Linked DNA regions of Mus musculus: region 1 is linked to region 2. A link is a contact called in ENCODE POLR2A ChIA-PET data. All regions are on one chromosome and are shown on one strand. The core of a region is the stretch at or near the end of the contact, and the rest is flanking DNA. Distances in the headings are between cores, read along the strand shown. Region 1 holds the start of D730003I15Rik (RIKEN cDNA D730003I15 gene). Region 2 holds the start of Flvcr1 (feline leukemia virus subgroup C cellular receptor 1).

Region 1 (6,439 bases), core at 3,546-6,045, 200 kb before region 2:
ACAACTAAAATACAGATCTTTAGAATACAGTTTTTTTTTTAAAATATGAACTTGTGAATAATTTGTCTTATAATAGAAATGTTTTAAATACTAAATGTTTCACAAGCATAATGATGTTTACATTAAAAAAATATTGATACCAAAGGGGAAATGTAAATTTGTTTATTTACTATTTTTTTTTCCTTTTCTTTTTTCGGTTTTAGACAGGCTTTATGTGTTTAGTCCTGGCTGTCCTGAACTGACTATGTAGGCCAGGCTGGCCTTAACCCACAGATCCTCCTGATTTTGTCACCCAAGTGCTGGCATTACAGGCATAGCTACCACAGCCCAGCTGCTGCTCCTCTTTTGTTTTTTAAAGACAATTTCATGAATTCCAGGCTGGCTTCCACTTTGCTATGGAGCTAAAGGTTACCTTGCAAGTGCTGAGGTCATGGGTGTGCACTGCCATGCCTAGCTTATGTGGTCCTGGTGCTGGGTATAGGACCCTGGACTTCACACTTGCTAAACAAGCACGCTATCAACTAAGCTCCATCTCCAGCTCTTAATTTCTATAATTAAGTCAGTGATTAGTAGTATCATGATACAGATCATAACAACTCAATCTGTTATTTAAGGTATCAATGAAAGGCTAAAATTAATGGGGGTGGGGGTTACCCGTGCCTTAGAAAGACGTGTAAATAACTATGACTACCACACTGTCTTTTTCTCCTCGTGCCCCCCACCCCTTTTAATGTAGCCTGAGCTGGTGTTCAACTTGCTATGTAGTTGAAGATGACATTGAATTTCTAATCCTCCGGCTTCCACTTCCCAAGTAGTGGGATCACAGCTGTGTGTCACTAAGCCATTTTCATACTGCTTCATGAAATGTCTTTTACAATAACCTTTTACAGAGGCAAAATTACGTGTGTGTGTGTGTCCAGCAAGCCCCTGAGGTCTTGTCTCAACACTGTAGCTACAGGTATATACCAGCACACCCTGCAATTACATGCATTTTGGGGATCTGAACTCAGGTCCTCATGCCTACACAGCAAGCATTTTTATCTAACAAGCTATCCCCTAACCCCACAGAATTACTTTCAATTTACATTTCACAAAATTGGGGTTTTGAAAGCTAATTCCTCATAGTAATAAATGCCAAGCTGGGTGGGAGGCCTCTGGAATATGGCAGCTCAGTTGTACCATACCATGGAGCAGTGTGACATCCTCTCATTCTAACTTCACTGGCTAGTAAATGCGTATCTTTCCCTTCTCCTAGCTAGTGAGGGCAATGTTTTCCTATTTGCTCTTCTGGTTCACTATATAAAGAATTTGTAATATCTCCATCTTCTGTAATTTTACTGTCATTCCCTGGTTTGGGTTTTCTGTGGTTATCACTCTTTCTGTTCTGCTTCACTCCTCTATTGGCTTTGACCTATGTTCCACTTTTGGTATGTTTTCTTGTTTTGGTTCCTTATATAATCCATGCTTAGCATTAAAAAAGTATTACTCTGTGTGAGTGCACATGAAGGTTGGAGGGCAACCTGGAAGAGTTGGTTCTCTCCCACCACAGAAGGATCTGAGATTGAGCTGGTCGGTCATCATGTTTGCATGGCAAGCACCTTTAACTCACTGAGCCACTACCCCAGTCTCTTCCCATCCTCGTTAAAACACACATACACACACACATACACACAAACACACACATACCTACATACATACACACACACACACACACACACACACACACACACACACACAGAGCCCTCATGTAGCCCAGTCTATTCTCAAAATGGCTATGTAGCTGAGGATGACCCTGACCCCTGATCCTTCTGCCTCCACCTCCACATTACAAGTATGAGACATTTTTTCTGGCTAGGAATTTTCTGTTCCCATCTTTGTCACTAAAGACTATCTAGTTGTCCCATATTTCCAAGTATAAATAGCTGAAAAGCATTTCACTCTAGATTAGATTTCAAAACGAATTTTCTGCGCAGGCTTATAATTCTAACACTCTGGAGGTTGGGGCAAGAGGATCACTAGTTAAGAGGCCAGCCTGGGCTACCTAGGAAGACCTGACTAAAAATGGAGAAGTTATGCTCCAATATAAATGCTATAATGCACTTGAACATTTTATTGAAAAGGATTATAATGTGCCTACAACTGTTTTATAAAGGTGAGTGACAGAAGATGATTAAGATATGCTCTGGCTGAGTTGTTCCTCACTGATTATATTTTAGAGACTGCCTAATGTATGATTTGAGAACACAGAGTGAAACTTCTAAATAGAATCATTAGATTTTTTTTAAAGAAGAGAAACAGAAAAAAAAAATCCTATTAGATTTAAATAGGCCCTTACTTGACTAATGTGCTTTTCATTTTGTTGTTAGAGACGCTCCTACCTCTGCCTACCAAGTGCTGTGCATCTGAACTCTGTCATGAGGAACGTACATTCTCCATGGCTCAATGACCTGGCCATCAGAGCATAGCACATGGAAATAAGTACAGCACTGAGCAGCTGGGCACAGACCTGGTTTTGGTAGTAACTAGGCACATGATTACCAACAAGCTATCTGTCTCCTGAGTCTGTTTCCTTACTTGTACAGTGAATGGAAGGATTGGTGTCCTCTAAACTCCCTTGAATACCTTACAGTTTTGATGGAAACCACATTTAGCTCCTAAATGTAAAAGAGTTTCTCAACAATAAAACTGAGATAAATAATAAAATAATAAAAAGGCAGCTCAAGGTACAATTTAGTGTAGAATACAATGAAGCCCTTGGTTTAATTCTCAATAGCATGCATAAAAAATAGGATCAAGTTGGGGGGAGGGGAGTGGGGAGGAGGGTATGGGGGACTTTTGGGATAGCATTGGAAATGTAAATGAAGAAAATACCTAATTAAAAAAAAGAAAAAAAATAGGATCAAGAGCAGTGGTTCTCAACCTGGGAGTTAAGACCCCTTTGGGGGTTGAACTACCCTTCCAGGGGTTGCATATTAGATATCTTGCAAATCATATATTTACATCATGAATCATACCAGTAGCAAAATTAGTTATGAACGACCAACAAAAATAATTTTATGGTGGGGGTTACAACACCACAATCTGTATTAAAGGGTCACGACATTAGAAAGGTTGAAACACTGGTCAAGAGCCAGCTATTGCTATATAAAATGCCAATACTGGATTTTAATCTTCAAGTCTTTTCTAATATTTTTATTTTATGTACATTGTGTTTTGCCTGCATGTATGAGGGAGTTGGTCCCCTGGAACAGGGGTTACAGACAGCTGTGAGTTGCCATGTGGTCCTCTGGAAGAGCAGCCAGTGCTCTTAACTGCTAAGTCATCTTTCCAGCCCAACCTTCAGGTCCTTTAAACTGGTTAGAGGTGGATAATTACAGGGACTAAAGTTCTAAAATGTTTGCACATCCATGTTTGCATATGAACTCAGAAGGGTTGTATTTATTTTTGGAATGCAAACGAAAGAACACACCAGATTCTCTCATTCTTGTCACATTCTCCACGATTAACCTTTCTTTTAAAAAGTGGGGATAGGGGGTTGGAAAGAAGAAACTGAAGCACTCAACCATTAGAAACCACTTTTATCATTAAACACTTCAAGTTTCCCAATACCATAAAGGCCAGAGGCTATCATTTTACAGCTTATACAGAGACAACCCATGTGAAACCTGAGGCTCCCTCACTAACAGAATGCAGGTCACTGTGACATGGCAAACAACTCTGTGTGTCAAAAGAACAGCTCACTTTCTGATGACAGGGCTGCGGTGCCAATTTTACAAGGTGCCTGGCATTCATTTCTTCAACACTAAACTTTTATCTGGTTCCTGATCCCACACATTATGGCAAATCTCGAACACCAACCCTCTCTGGTCATCCTCATGTGAGATGGGAGAGAGGGTGGGGGTCAGTGCACCCCCTGTCTTCAAAGTTGAGCTGATGCAAGCAGATGTCTTCCTTTCCAATCTAACCACACATCCTTGACCCGGTTACTCTGGATGACAGACATGTCCTCCTCCACTCCTCACAGACATGCAGGAAACCATCTTGAGTTCAGCAGGGAAGATACAGAGATCGGAAGCCCCTTAGTAAGACCCCGGGCCAGGGTCTCCTCAGCTGGTCGCAGGGTCAGCCACCACGTTTACTCTCGCTCTTCACAAGTTTTCATTACAACCCAACACTACCTAAACTTGAACTCTGATAAGTTTCACCCACCAGGGGACTTTCTAGAACTTGCTTCGGTTGAAAGAGGTGTGGCCCACAGACCCAGATGCCACACCTCTCTGACTGACATCGCTCTGGACCTGCAGTGCAAGGGCTGTCCACACAGTCGGGCTCAGCTGCCCCGGGCTCTGCCGACTGACCCCACGGGTGCACCTACGTGACCCGGAGAGGACACCCCACACAACGCCTCACCTCAGATGAACCTGGCGACCCACTCCTGAGGGGTCCCGTGTCCGAGCTGTGGAGACCTTGTGCAGTCACTTCACGTGACCTGAAGACCCCGCTCACCAAGAGGACCAGGGCTTGCCGCCTCACCTCATGCAACCCCATCCTCGTCGCGAGGGGACCCTTACCCAAACCCATCACGACCCGCCTCACCTCACGTGACTCCGGCCCCCCAGTCCTGAGGGGAACCCCCACCTGAGCATGCCGCCTCACGGAGTCACGTGAGGACCCCACCCGAGCCCGTTGCGACCCCGCCGCCTCACCTCGCACGACCCTGACACCTCAGAGCTAAAATTAGACAGGCGGAGCGGCGCGCTCACGTGCGCGCGGCCCGGAAGGGCGGAGGCCCGACTGCGTGAGTCATCAGCCCCGCCCCTTCACGGAGAACGCTGTGACGTAAGCGCGCTGCCGAGAAGCCGGGATAGAAAGTTCGAGTTTCGCTGTCTTAAAGGGGCCGTAGCTCGCACTGCACCCGTTCGGTCACCTCAAACAAAAAGTATGCTGTCCAGGTCACAGAGCTGACCATCGTCAAGCTCTTAATCATTGCCATAGGGCTGGCTCCAGAATTTTCATTTTTTTCGTGCTAAAGTTTGGCTGACCTAGGGCCCAGCCCTGTGGAGCCTACCCATGAGTTTTCTGGAACTGGAGAGGCTGTGCTTAAGAGACCTGGGCTGGCCCATTAGGGCCAGAGCTGCCCGAGGCAGGCCTTGCTTCTCAGTCCTGAGCCATCCACTGTGGTCACGGTCATGCCAAGAACAGTTTCGGAGAGGTCGCACTGTGGGAAGGGAGCCCAGTGGGACAATGGCAGGTGGTCACAGTCCGTCTTCTGGCTACTCACGCCAGACACACGGGAAGTCCTCAGCGTGGACATTTAGAAGCTAACCATTCCTGTCCTTAGTCTCCATACCTGTGTGACCTGCCCTGTCTCCTGTCCATCATGCTTCTGTGATTTCGGTTTTGCTCCGATACGTGGAGTCTGTGGTCAAACATCTTTGTGCCCACCAGGAGATGGAGAAAGCCCAGGCAGCCCCAGGTGCCCAGGAAAAGACTGCAGGGCAGCCACTTCTTGGTGCAGGCACCTGCAGTGAGCTTTCTTACTTTCATTCAGGGGAGATCACCTGCCTGAGATCTTGTGGCCTGTGAGGAATAGAGGGTCTTAAGCAGTTCGCGTGCACAAGCACATGCACGCGCACACATACAAATTGATAAATCCGGAGGAATTCTAAGTCAGCACATCACAAAGACACCAATACACCCAAGTTTATTGCTGCACTATTCACAATAGCTAAATAAAGAACTAACCCAGATGGCAATCAACAGATACATGGTTAAAGAACATGCGTTCTATATGTATACATGTATGGGATTTTAAAAATTATTTATTTACATGTATGTGGGTGAGTATGGGAGCAAGTGCTACAGTGTATCTGTGGAGATCAGAGAGCAGGTTGGTTCGTTCCTTCCACCAGGTAGGTTGTAGGGAATGAACTCCGGGTCTGAGGATTATTGAAGTCTTTATCTGCTGAGCCATCTTCTGGCCCCAGCAATTGAATTTTGCTAGCAAAGAATGAAAATTGCTGTAGGAAAAATGGATGGAACTGGAAATCATTGTGTTAAGTGACCTAAGCCACACTTGGGGAAAGTATAGCATGCTTTCTGTCATATGCAGAATCTAGATTTAAATCTGTATATGCATGTATATGTGTGACATGAAAGCAGAGAGGACACTATGGAGGCTGGAGACATGGCTCCGCAGTTACAAGAAAGACCTGCTCCTGCAGAGGACTAGAGTCAATTTCCAGCACATTAGCTCCTTACAGATACTAGGGATCCAACACCCTCTGGCCTCTGGAGACACTGCACTCCTGCACATACCTACCTATACGGACATAGACACATATAACCTAAACTTCTAAATCAAAAAGGGGAGGAGCTCGGGATGAAGTGCAGTCAAAGCAGCCGGAGAGGAAAGAAGGCAGAACTGGGTGCAGAAGGA
Region 2 (6,938 bases), core at 4,040-6,539:
AACCACAACAGATTTTTTTTTTGAACTTCAGTAGTGTTGAATAGTTAAATGCAGCATTTTCCGTTTCCATTGTATAAACAATCCCATCATGAGTGATTAAGAATGTTTTGACTTAGTTTATTTTGCCATATGCATGCCTGGTGCCTGCATAGGCCAGAAGAGAGTTTCAGACTCCTGGGTACCAGAATTACAGATGGTTGTGAGTCACCATGTGAGAGCTGGGACTGGAATTCAGGTCCTCTTCAAATGCTTTTAACTGCCTGCTGAGTCATCTCTCTGACTCTATGATGGACAGTTTTAATCTACCAAGAGCGCCCTCACTAAACCTCAAACAGAGTCAAGTATCTCCTAAGCCTGTGCAGACTGGCTACAGTGTAACACTGTTGTCTCAGAAGTATAACACGTGCAGAATGGCTACAGTGTAACACTGTTGTCTCAGAAGTATAACACGTGCAGGCTGGCTACAGTGTAACACTGTTGTCTCAGAAGTATAACACGTGCAGGCTGGCTACAGTGTAACACTGTTGTCTCAGAAGTATAACACGTGCAGGCTGGCTACAGTGTAACACTGTTGTCTCAGAATCAGACAGAATTTAAGAATTTAAGAATCTCTTGGAATTAAAATGCTTAAAGGAACTTGAGGTTGGTGAGAACCTCAGAGCTGGAACAATACTTGTCACCGTCACAGCGAGGTTAAACAAGTGTGCAATGGCTGGCCCAGGTTTGATGTTCAATTCAAAGATGTAGAGGATCAATGTGCTCTTTTTAAAACGTGCTCTATTATTTATTTATTTAGTTAGTTAGTTAGTATTTATAGGAGTACATTGTAGCTGTCTTCAGACACACACCAGAAAAGGGCATCAGATCCTATTACAGATGATTGTGAGCCACTATGTGGTTGCTGGGAATTGAACTTAGGACCTCTGGAAGAGCAGTCAGTGCTCTTAACCGCTGAGCCATCTCTCCAGCCCGATCAACGTGCCCTCATCACTGACAACTTCAGTTGCTGTAAAGGACCAAAAGCAAGAAAAACCATGCAGGAGGGAAAATCCCAAGATCGCTATCCTAGGAATGCAATATATATGCGCATAGCTAAAATGTCTCAGCGAGACGGGAAAGTGCACTCAGGAGGGTTTTCATTTCTGGACTCCACCGATTTCCAGTTCCAACTGTTTTTTTCCAGACTAGAGTGGCATAGCCACTTCTGTGAGGGCAGAGAGATCCAGCGGCAGCAGCAGAAAGTGACTCTGTCCACTTCCCCACAGAGCACAATGGATTGTACGTCTGTCAGCAGGTTCTGTTCTCTACCTTATCCTCTGAGTTTCTTAGACCACAGGAAACCTTTGCTCATGAACAGCCACATCACCTCTGATGGTGTCTGGTGTCTTAGACCTTGACTCCCACGTGCTGGCCAGATTTCATATCTCTAAACTGTTACTGTTACAAATTCGAATCACCACTACTCGGCACTTAACCCTCATGATATAGTTCAATCTGGTCTTGACTCCTGGCCAAGTGATGCTCCCAGTATCCTTTCTAACAGAGATTAAGGTTCATGTTATACTCTACACCCAAACACACACTGGTTAATAAGTATCTACCCCAAGAGAGAAAATTCAAGGTTGAGGAAGTTAATCAAAACTACAAAGAGACATTGCTGAGTTTTTTTTTTTTCTTTTTCTGTACTCATTTTTTATGGAGCTTTGTGAAACAGGTGTATGAATTGTATCTAGTTCTTCCCTTAAATGGATCTATTTTACTTTTCATAGGGCAACAACATCAGGAGAAATCTCAAACACCGCATGGCTCAGCTTTCTAAGAATTCCGTGGAATTCAGGAATCATATCCACAAGATCCCTGTCAGACCAGTTTGTTAATCTTGTCGGGGATGACGGCAGCAACCATGTAGCTGTCCAAGTAAGGAAATCGGTGTCCTATCCAACTGTTGACTGCCTCTGGTGAAAGAAAGGTATCCTTGCTATGCAAGGAGCTTGTTACAGAAGTCCGTAGGTGCTTCTCTTCAGGAGTATACTGAAGACACCCTTTAGGTATGGGCTCTGCCATTGTAAGTTCAGATTGAAAGTACTTGGTGTGAACAATTGTGTGACAATCCAAGCAGGCTTAGGCCTAAATTAATAAAAAAAAGAATGAGACAGGAGAAACACTAAGTAAGATGTGAGCAGATAACAAGGTGATAACATGTACTTAATATTATTAATACAGGAAGAGGTCAGACCCTCCTAGAATGTGTGCTAGCTACTTACTTTTTATTTCTCACAACAATGTCTGCACTATCCTCATCTTATAGCTACAGACACATACGTGCACACACACACACACACACACACACACACACACACACACACACGAGGGGGGGGGGGATGCAAGAGCTTGGATCTGAACCCTAGCCTTTGAAGCTTTGTATTTACCACCCCACACTAGATTACTAAACAAACCGAGAAAGCATACCACGTACCAAGCATTGTTCAATCCTTTAATCATTACAGTAGTCCCAGAAAGGATCCTGACATCCTATTACAACACAGCTATGTTAAGTGCTCAAGGTCACACAGCTAGTAAAAACTAAAGGTAGATTTTAGGTCCACATGGCCACTCATGGTGGTACATGCCTTTAATCCCTGCACTCAGAAGGCAGAAGTAGAAGGATCTCTGTGAGTTTGGGGCTAGCCTGATCCTTATGGGGAATTTCAGGATAGTCAGGGCTACGTAGAGGGACCCTGTCTGGGGGAAAATAAAACAAAATAAAAATACATAATATGGGGCTGGAGAGATGGCTCAGAGGTTAGGAGCACTGATTGCTCTTCCAGAGGTCCTGAGTTCAATTCCCAGCAACCACATGGTGGCTCACACCATCTGTAATGACATCCAATGCCCTCTTCTGGTGTCTCTGAAGAGAGTAACAGTGTACTCATATAAAATAAATAAATCTTTAAAAAATACATAATATAATATATACAACATATCACACACATATATATTTAATATGTCATGTATATATATATATATCACCCACATAGCCCCTCCTTAGTTATGATGTCCTTTTCCTCTCCCACAGACTCCCTAGGTAATAAATAGACTTTGTGTATGGTTACAGTGTTATAAACAGAACTCTGTCATGTGCAAGAAGGGCACATGAGAAGGAGAGCAAGAGTAACATAAACATCTGCAGGGAAAATCAGAGCTGATCGACCATTCCAGAAACCTCGGGAGTTGTTGTCAACCAACTCTTCTTGTTAACAAAAGAGAGGACAAATGCCCTTTAAGCACAAGGAGCCTAAACAAACAAGAACCCCTGATTCCATGCAGGGAAGAGGTTATCTGTCAGATCTGGTAAGAGATGATCTCCAATTCTCACCAGATTATAGGGAAATAATATCTACTATATTTTTCCAGTTTGGGACTTTTGAAAGGGAGTCAATTTGCAAGTAATCTAAATGACTGGGCAAGGACAGAAAGGTACCCAACATTCGACCCCTGGCTCCCCTTTCTGAACATTTGTGTTTTTAAAACAGTTTGGGCTGGAGATGTAGCTCAGGCGGCAGAGTGGCTCTCTGGTATGCAAGAAGTCTTGGGTTTGCCTTCAACACTGCCTAACACTGAACCTGATGGCACATGCCTGCAATCTCAGTACTTGGGAGGCTGAGGCAGGAGGAGCAGGAGTTCAAGGTTATTCTCTGCTCCATAGTGAGCTCCTTAGTTTAAGGCCAGTCTAGGTTATTTGAGATTCCATATGGAAAACAAAACAAAAATAAGTAAAAGAAAAACAAGTAAACAAAAGTCTCCAATGCAATCCTGTTTTGTTGGCCAGGCTGCCAGGTTCCCTTTAAATCTGTGGGCCTGGATGATTCTTCTGCCTTCGCCTCCAAATAACTGGGACTACAGGCGTGTGCTCAGCTTGAGCATGTTTGTTTGTTTATTTGTTTGTTTAGGAGCCTTCACAGGCTCCACAGTCCATGAGACCATTAACATCTCTGAATACTTAAGATAAATTTTGTTGAGCATTAAAAACACAATTCATATTTTTATAAATTCACAAAATAAACGTTTTGAGCGCAGATTAAGTCCATTGGGTTCCTCATTTAGTTTTTTTTTTTTTTTCAGAGACTCAATAATCTAATTCAGTTACTCAATAATCTAAAACAACCTCCAAAGGAACATCTACAAAGCCGTGCTGGGAAGAACTTACAGGGTTTCCCTTCTTTTCTTAACATAGTGTGTTTGTTGGGGAGGGCACCTGTGTGATGGTCAGAGAACAACTCTGCGGGTGCTGAAGAACTGAACTCAGGTTTGCCGGGTTGTCAGAAAGAGACGTTACCCCCTGAACAGTCTCGCTCTATACGAGCCTCACTTTTCCTAAAGAAATGAATTAATTTACAAAATACTTTGTGGAGCTATTCACAGCATGGGGAACTCCCCAGCGGCTGTATCACCATAGACAATGCCTTGTCCCTCTGCACCCTCAAACTGTTAATAGTTCTCCTATCTCCCCATGACTAAAGGTTTATGGGCTTGGTCTTCTGCAGGTCCCCTGCAGCCACTGTGAGCTCATTAGCGCCAGAGTCATTCCAACACTCAGGAAGCAGAGATAGGTGGATTTCCATGAATTCGGGTCAACCTGCCTACAGAGTCCCGGGTGACACCCTGTCTAAAAAGGAGGATCAGAGGGAGAGAGAGTGAGTAAATCTTAAGTCCTGGCACCCCGTGTTTGCACGCACAGCTTCCCAAAGGGTAGCAGGCTGACTTTGTCTAAGGCCCAGTAGGACCCTGATGCTTCCGGAGCTCTGCCCTCATCCGGTCCCGGGATGTGCAAGTACACGGTTAGCTTATGCACAGACTTTGGTTACTGGTGGGGTACAGGAGGCAGGCAGGGGCTGCACCTGTCCATTACCTCCTTCAGTCCTCTGCGTGGATGGAGCCGCTCAGCTCAATCAACGCAAAGGCCTGCTTCTGAGGAAGCCTCTTTCTTTGGGCGGACGGAAATGCTTTCTGGCGCTCTCCTTCCAAGATAACCTGAGGCTAAACGCTGCGGAGCGAGCGCAGAGAAAGGCCTGGCAGCTCCAGCAAACCACAGCGTAGAGAACGCCTGCCTTGGGCTCCTCTTACATCTTCACAAGCTTGACCCCGCCCCTCTTCTCGGCAACTCCCCGATTGGTTTTCTGGACTTCCGAAACGCTCAATGATTGGATGGAGGGTCGCACTACGCGATACGAGATGCCCTGGGGGCGGGGACTGCCGGCAAGAGCCAGGCGCGGTGAGCTCTGCTTCACTTAGTCAGCAAGCGGCGCAGGCGAGCGCGCTGAACCGGGTGGGACCTAGGAGCCGGCGAGGAGCACTAAGGGGCGGCGGGGCGGGGAGCCGGGAGGCATGGCGCGGCCCGATGACGAGGTGGGGCCGGCCGTGGCGCCCGGGCACCCGCTGGGGAAGGGATACCTTCCAGTGCCCAAGGGCGCCCCGGACGGGGAGGCGCGCTTGGTACCGCAAAACGGGCCTGAGGCGCTGAACGGAGGCCCCGGGCTCGGCCCGCTGATCGCGGGAGCCCAGGGCGGGCCGCAAGCCCTGATAGCGGCGGAGGAGGAGACCCAGGCCCGGCTGTTGCCCGCGGGCGACGGGGAGGACGTCCCATGCCCCGCGTGTCCCCCGCGCACAGCGCTGTCGCCGAGGCGCTTCGTGGTGCTGCTCATCTTCAGCCTTTACTCGCTGGTGAACGCCTTCCAGTGGATCCAGTACAGCAGCATCAGCAACGTGTTCGAGGACTTCTACGAGGTGTCGCCGCTGCACATCAACTGGCTGTCCATGGTGTACATGGTGGCCTACGTGCCCCTCATCTTCCCGGCCACCTGGCTGCTGGACACGCGAGGCCTGCGGCTCACGGCGCTGCTGGGCTCCGGCCTCAACTGCCTGGGAGCCTGGGTCAAGTGCGGCAGCGTGCAGCGGCACCTCTTCTGGGTCACCATGCTGGGGCAGATCCTGTGCTCCGTGGCCCAGGTCTTCATCCTGGGCTTGCCCTCCCCCGTCGCCTCGGTATGGTTTGGACCCAAGGAGGTGTCGACGGCTTGTGCCACAGCAGTGCTGGGCAATCAGGTAAAGACTGGAACGTCTAGATAACTGGGATCCTTTCAGGCTGGTAGGAAGTCATAGGCCGGGCTGGGGCAACGGTCTGTGGGTAAAGTGCATACTATAGAAGCGTGAAGACTGGGCTCCAGCACCACGAGAAAAGCCTGGCACGGTGGCTCCAGGGTGTATTCCCAGCCAGCACTGACAGGTGAGGAGGACAGCTCCTGAGAAAGGACACCGAGGTTGCCCTCTGGCCTACACACAGGCGCACACACGGGCACGCTTGGAAACTGGCGGTAAAAGAGATCTCAGGTGTTTTTGTCGCCACTGCAGAAGAAAGGTCTTGAGATCTGGAAAGTTTGTTTCCATGTTAAATGTCCTTGGAACAGCCCTGATTTAATTGTATTAGTATTAGTAGTCAGCCCAGCTTGGCACCTACTGGTCACGTATAAGTGAATGTTCAATAAATGCTCCGGTGATAAAGACTTGGCAGTATTACTGAGTCCAGCTATTAGTTCTTAACCGTGAGACAGTGGAAGGCAAATCACTGATCAAGAATGGTTAGTGGGATAAGTCAAGGCTTCCTTAAGAAATGATCTTGTTTTTTTCTACCATCATAAATTCAAATGCCACTAGAATAACAGAAATAATAGTAGGTAAAAGGTTTTTGTATGTGATTTATTTATTTAAAACGGTCTCTTCCACTGTGTAGGGCAGGCTGGTCTGGAAATCACAGTGTCCCCCTGGCTGGCCTCAAACTTGACAATCTTGCTTCAGGCTCCCAAACACCACCATGAGTCACCACAATATTATGTTTGCATTTGTTAATTTTAGGCTTGTTATTGTAACTTAAAATTTTGCTA

The links. ChIA-PET counts read pairs that join two places held with the same protein, here RNA polymerase II (POLR2A).
Region 1: POLR2A ChIA-PET joins it to region 2 with 10 read pairs in embryonic stem cell. The contact joins the promoter of D730003I15Rik here to the promoter of Flvcr1 in region 2. POLR2A ChIA-PET finds 5 or more read pairs at or near these places in 3 of 5 experiments (Patski and embryonic stem cell).

The regions. Positions count from the first base shown.
Region 1 is chr1:191,222,810-191,229,248 of GRCm38, reverse strand. It overlaps D730003I15Rik (RIKEN cDNA D730003I15 gene), which reads right to left and starts at 4,795. Exons shown (of 2, transcript NR_151547.1): 1 at 4,707-4,795; 2 at 3,562-4,040.
Region 2 is chr1:191,024,541-191,031,478 of GRCm38, reverse strand. Flvcr1 (feline leukemia virus subgroup C cellular receptor 1) reads left to right here and starts at 5,289. Exons shown (of 10, transcript NM_001081259.1): 1 at 5,289-6,102. The coding sequence starts at 5,386. It overlaps A230020J21Rik (RIKEN cDNA A230020J21 gene), which reads right to left and starts at 6,128. Exons shown (of 2, transcript NR_027298.1): 1 at 4,910-6,128; 2 at 1,698-2,127.